2 separate regions of the Homo sapiens genome follow, and region 1 is linked to region 2. A link is a loop called in an ENCODE intact Hi-C map of the cell type or tissue named here. Cell type or tissue: PC-9. All regions are shown on one strand. Each heading gives the region's core, and the rest is flanking DNA. Links, peaks and the distances in the headings are about the cores only. Region 1 overlaps PRICKLE2 (prickle planar cell polarity protein 2). Region 2 overlaps PRICKLE2 (prickle planar cell polarity protein 2).

What was found. A loop is a pair of places that touch in the nucleus more often than their neighbours do. Peaks named below come from ENCODE experiments on the same cell type or tissue, not always from the same donor. Only the 100,000 strongest peaks of a DNase experiment are listed, where the experiment ranks them.
Region 1: it touches region 2 in a loop (2.9-fold over the local background); 2 of 110 quality-filtered maps call a loop at or near these places.

What each region holds. Positions count from the first base shown.
Region 1 is chr3:64,103,642-64,106,561 of GRCh38, forward strand. All of the region lies in intron 7 of PRICKLE2 (prickle planar cell polarity protein 2), which reads right to left. PRICKLE2-AS2 (PRICKLE2 antisense RNA 2) reads left to right here. Exons shown (of 4, transcript NR_046701.1): 2 at 852-1,092; 3 at 2,078-2,254; 4 at 2,373-2,717. Among named protein-coding and RNA genes, the nearest start is that of PRICKLE2-AS2, 1.6 kb to the left of the region's middle. In PC-9, for the core only: no CTCF peak of the experiment used is centred there; a DNase peak (open chromatin) is centred at 1,200; H3K27ac peaks cover 1,665 bases.
Region 2 is chr3:64,172,983-64,175,902 of GRCh38, forward strand. The region is part of intron 2 of PRICKLE2 (prickle planar cell polarity protein 2); the gene reads right to left. It also overlaps the pseudogene PRDX3P4. Among named protein-coding and RNA genes, the nearest start is that of PRICKLE2-AS3, 13 kb to the right of the region's middle. In PC-9, for the core only: no CTCF peak of the experiment used is centred there; a DNase peak (open chromatin) is centred at 1,559; H3K27ac peaks cover 478 bases.

The DNA.
Region 1 (2,920 bases), core at 158-2,657, 69 kb before region 2:
CTTTATTCTGTGTAAATTATATCTCAATAAAATGGAGTAAAAGTAAAGCAACGTTTGGCCAGGTGTGGTGGCTCATGCCTGTAATCCCAGCACTTTGGGAGGCCAAGGAGGGTGGACTGCTTGAGCTCAGGAGTTCAAGACAAACCTGGGCAACATGGTGAAACCCTGTCTCTACTAAAAATACAAAAATTAGCTGGGCATGGTGGTGCGTGCCTGTAGTCCCAGCTACTTGGGAGACTGAGGTGGCAGTATCACCTGAGCCCAGGAGGTGGAGGCTGCAGTGAGCCGAGATTGTGCAACTGTGCTCCAGCCTGGGCAACAGAGCGAGCCCCTGTCTCCAAAAAATAAACAAATAAATAAATAAAAAATAAAACAATGTTTGTTAAAGGGTCAAATTTTAACATTGGATATGCCTATAAAGAAATTAATCAGCTAAATATCATATACTCCAGTAATTTTTTGTTTCAATTTCGTTCCTGGGATAACTGTCAGGGCAATAGCAGCTGGGGCCTCCAATCGCTTGCTTACTCTGCTGCTTATCTCTTACATACAAATCATAAAAGCCGATTTACAACAGCCTAATCACTTCCAGAGCCTCCCCAATATGAAAGCAGAGAGGAGAGGATAACAACCTAAGATGATGAATGAGTGGTTTGAGTGGATGAACTCTAGTAAGAAAGGAAAGAAAACATCTTCAAACTCATGTCTAGAAACAAAAGGTGGACACAATGATCTTTGCAGGGCTTTCCAACCTAGCTCTTGAGTAGAATTAGGGTCAGCATAAATAACTTAGCAAATACTATTAATTCCCCAGCATGCTGTTTTCCCGAACCTGTCTTTCATAAGCCCAGAAGTGAAATGTTTTTGAGAGCATCCTGCTTGTGAACAGATTCCTATTTCCGTGAGGAGGTGACCTCGAAGAAGAGCAGCTTCTATTCTGCTGGGAGGTGTACTGCCTTCTGGTATCAGGCTTCTGCATCCCGGGAAAGCTCGGGATAACCTGAGGCACCCCCTTGAAAAACAAAAGAGCTTGATCAGAGCAGGAGGGTCCTGTTGCACAAGCCCAGCATCTACTATCAGTTTCACCTAAATGTAAGCCATTCATTCCCCTGGACTATGTGTGGGTGGGACTGGAAATACTACCTGCTCACTCTAGAGAGGAGAAATGCCTCTCTTCTGATTCATTAACTCAGATTTTCCTCCAGGGTCTTCTTGCATGCAGGGCATGAACAGAAAGGCCAATGTTGACCAAAGATGAGCAATAACTGTGTACTTGCCTCTAGAAAGGGTAGTTCTGTGGTTACTTTCATTACTGGCAAAATCTAGAATCCTTACGCAGACCTTAAGGCCCTACGTGACTTGGCTCTCTTCTCTTTCTCCAAGATAATCAACTAAACACTCCTCCTCGCTTAACTCTGCTTCAGCTGTGCTTACATTCCTCCCTGTCTCCCCAAACACAACAATAAGCTTATTCCAGCAGGCCTTGGAAAACTCTTCCCTTTGCATGCCTGACTTCTGTTTGTTAAAGTCCTCGTGTAGATGTCACCTCCTCAGCAGTGTCATTTCTGAACACTCCTTCTAAAGTAGCAAAGTTAGTTGTCTTCTGGCCAACCACTCACTATTGCACTTGACCCTTTTTTAAACTACTCACCCTGACTTATTAAGGTCATATGTAAGTTTGTAGCTGAATGAATCCCCTGGGAGCCAGGATCTTCTCCCTACTCTTCACTGTATTCTTGCAGAGCTAGCAGTGCCCAGTACCCTTTGGTGCTCAATACATACTCATGGAATAAACGTAAATGGATTCTCATGTTACCCACAGCTTGGAAAAAAGCAACCACCCTCCAACCTGGAGTGGGTCAGTGCTGTGATCCACATGGGTGGGATTCCAAACATCCAGAAAAAAATACCATGATCACACCTGTCAATCTCCATCTCTGGTGATTCATTATATAGCCCACCATCTGGGGTTTCTCCAATTTTAAAGTCAAAGTACACGTGATTTATAATGAGCTCCCTGCACTGCAGAAATGTTTTCTCCTTACTAATCACAGCTCTGTTGATGTGTTTAAATTAGCAGCTGATACTGTCCCCAAGATGGAACTGTACTGTCACAGGTCACACTCCAACTTGAGAAGCACTCCTTTCCCCTCTAACTACGAACAGAACTGGAGAGCTACTTTCTGGCTGGGTGACTTGGGGAAATTTGTAAACCTCTTGAGATGCATCAGTAAGATGGGCATAATGACAGGAAGTGAGTACTAAAGCTGTAGTGATGATTAGATGAGGAAAAATATATCTTTCCTTTTTAAGGTTCATCATGACTATGGTGCATCTGTGTAGTTGTTGTTTCATCTCTGTCTTCTTGACAGATCAGCAGCTCCAAGAGGGCAGAAACTGTGCTCCTGTTTGCTAGCCCTGACCTCATACCTGGTATTCAGTATGCAGGAAGAAGGTTTAGTAAGGCCTAAAATTCCCCAAGGAAAGAAAGCATGCCTCAAGACTGTGAATGCCCTCCAGACATTTACAACTCATACTGATGATTTAGCTCCCTTTCAGTAGGGTCTTTCCTATATTATTTATTATTTATGTGCTGGGGCAGAGACATGAAGAAAATGGAGCTGTTTAGAACAGGAGTTTGCAAACTGCAATGGCCAGTGAACCAAATCCAGCTCACCGCTCACTGCCTGTTTTTCTAAATAAAGTTGTATTGGAACACAACCACACCTATTCATTTGCATATTGTCGAGGGTTGCTTTCTGGAGTTGGGAGTTGTGACAGACTGTATGACCTGCAAAGACTCAAATATGTTACAGGCAAACAAATATCATTGAATGCATGATTGTATGGATTAATGAATTTGAGAAACAGGGCCTGATGCACTGATATCCACTTGAACGCCAGCCACTGTTGTAAATTA
Region 2 (2,920 bases), core at 131-2,630:
TAAGCCACCCAGTCTGTGCTATTCTGTTATCTGTGATACGCAAGTGTAAGGAACTGTTGAGTGCTTGTGGGGAAAGAACACACACATGAATGGGAAACCACCCCTAGGTGGAAAGAGGTTATATTTGGCAGAGGGTATAAGACAAGTAGACAAATGACTACAATACAAAGTTAAAATAATGCAAAAGCCATAATAGGTAGACAAAAACACTACAAAGATTCAATAAAAAATAAGTTAGGTACTGATTTGTAGCATTTGCCAATTTCCATAGGGTATGTGATCCCACTATGAATCCCACATTCAAGCTACCAATGTGATGTCATCGGATGTGGAACTGGGAAGAGCTATACATAGCATACCATCACACAGTACTCCCACTATACAGATATAATAGGCAAAACAGTCTCAAGAACATAGATAACAGTGGAATAGGATAAATTAAATAGGAAGTGATGAATTTCAAGTATTTATCATCTTTAAAAAATATAATTTATTTAATTATAAGTTTATATAATTAAATTTTCATAATGGCTGTATTTAACAATGGATTTACAAAATTCCTGAAAACTGACCAATTGGCTCTTGCAAGGCAGTATGAGGCCGGCTCTAGCATTCTGTCAGAAGCTTAAATGGCCAGTATCCTTGGCAAATTCTCTTTTAAAAAGTAAAAAGAGCAGTAGAAGAGCTGTAAATGAGATTAAACAGCTAAAGAGCACTTTGAAGAGTACGATGACAACTGATCTGTTGCCCAACTCTGTCTTCAACGGTCCCAGCAAATCACACATTAAGCCAAGTTGTCTATCTCAGCTGACACATACTTCAGAATAGTCACAGCTCTTCTGTCTCCCAGCCTTTTCCGAATCTCCAGAATTTTGCCCTTTCTCTAAACCACGCTTTTCTTTTCTCCCTCCTGTCTCCTTTCTAAACTCCCAGGAATAATAAGAACTGATGAACACTCACAATTATTTATGTATTGGCAGGTGTTTTGTTTTCTCAAAGTAAAGAGGATGTGAGTTAAACATAGTGTAGTTCCCCATGAAGAAGAAAAACAACAACAAAACCCCCTCCCAAACCTTAATAAAACTCCTTTTTTATGCTAGTACGTTGTTATCAAACTGTGTTCTAGTAGGTCAGTGATTCTTAATAGAGAAAAAAAAGATTCTCCACTTTGGGAATAGCTACTCCAGTATCAACTGAGTTAATATTTACCTACAGTATAGGAGAAAGAAACTGCATTTGATGTTGAATGTTTGAGTCCTAACCATGACAAATTCTAAGCGTGCAATATTTGGCCAAGTTAACTACCTACTCTGGGCTTCATTGTCCTTATCTCTAGGACTAGAATACTTGTATTCATCTCATACAGTTATTGTGAGGATTTAAAGTGATGAAAAGGTGGCTCCTGCAAGGCACTGAAGATGGCAGCCGCTGTGGGAAGGTTGTCCCTAGCTTCGGTTGACCGACATGTGCACACCATCCTGTCTCTGCAGTCCTTAGGCCTGTGGCTTCTGGGGAAAACATGCTTGACAAACATATTGTGGTCTGATTCTGGTCGAGCAGAATTCGCCTTTGGCACAATTTCCTCATACCATGCACTTGCTGTCACCCTATTTTAAAGGTACAGCCTTTGTCAATGCAGAGTTCAAAGATCTAAGCCTTGATGATAATGAGGGGAAATGTTTGGTGCTTTTCTCCTATCCTTTGGATTTCACCTTTGTGTGTCGACAACAATTTCTTGCTGTTAGTGATAAAGAATGAATTTTACAATGTGAACTGTGAAGTTGTTGCAGTCTTAGTGGATTCCCACTTTAGCCATCTTGCTTGGATAAATATACCAAGAAAGAATGGTGATTTGGGCCACATGAACATCACACTTTTCTCAGATTTAATTAAACACATTTCCTGAGACTATGGTGTGCTGTTAGAAGGTCCTGGTTTGCACTAAGAGGAGTCTTCATAATTGACCCCATGAATTTATCAAGCATTTGAGTGTCAGTGACCTCCCAGTGGGCTAAAACGTGGAAGACACCCTCTGCTTGGTAAAGGCATTCCAGTTTGTAAAAAAAACCCATGGAGAAGTCTGCCCAGCAAACTGGACACTAGAGTCTCCTACAATCAAGTCAAATCAAACTGTTTCCAAAGAATACTTTGAGAAGGTAAATCAGTGGATCACCCCATGTGTATCTGCACCTTCTCATCACAGAGAGGAACCCCAGTTGAAACCTGCTTTTAGCATTTCAAAGATGATTATTTTTGTAGAAGGCAAGGAACCTATTATGCTTGTATTCATGAACACTACTCTATATGTTTTGTTTTTGTAATACTGGCTAAGGTTTTTTTAAACATGGTTAGTTGCTAGTGTAAGGAGTCTTTAGTGGAAATATCTTGATGGCTAGCTAGTTAGTTTCTACAGAACACTAGTTCACCTACTTCTTAGATCGTGTCTTCAGTGGAAACACTCTTCTTTCTTGGCCTTATTTGAATATTTGTCTACACCAAAGTAGTACAACAAGCATTGCAAGCTTCTGATCAAGGGTCCCGAAATTTTCTTCTTGAATTTCTTCATATGAAACTGAATTGTTTTAAGTTAACAAAGATCAAAGCTTTAAGTTCCCTTAGATTTATAGTTTAGTCATTTTGTTCATTACATCTACATGCATTTCTAGATATTGACTGGTATAATTGATTATACAGGATATTTATTGAATCCAGGTATTGCATTTTGAAATTATTACAATTATTTTCTTTGCTGGTGTTCAATATAAAATGTAATAAAAATAAACATATTTTAAAATAAAGTGACAAAAGAATGAAAATACACTGTGAACTATAAGGCTGTACATAATTGTCAGATTAGTTTTATTATTATTAAAAATAACAACAAAACTAGAAATTATAATTGCTTTGGGCTGCTAGTAAT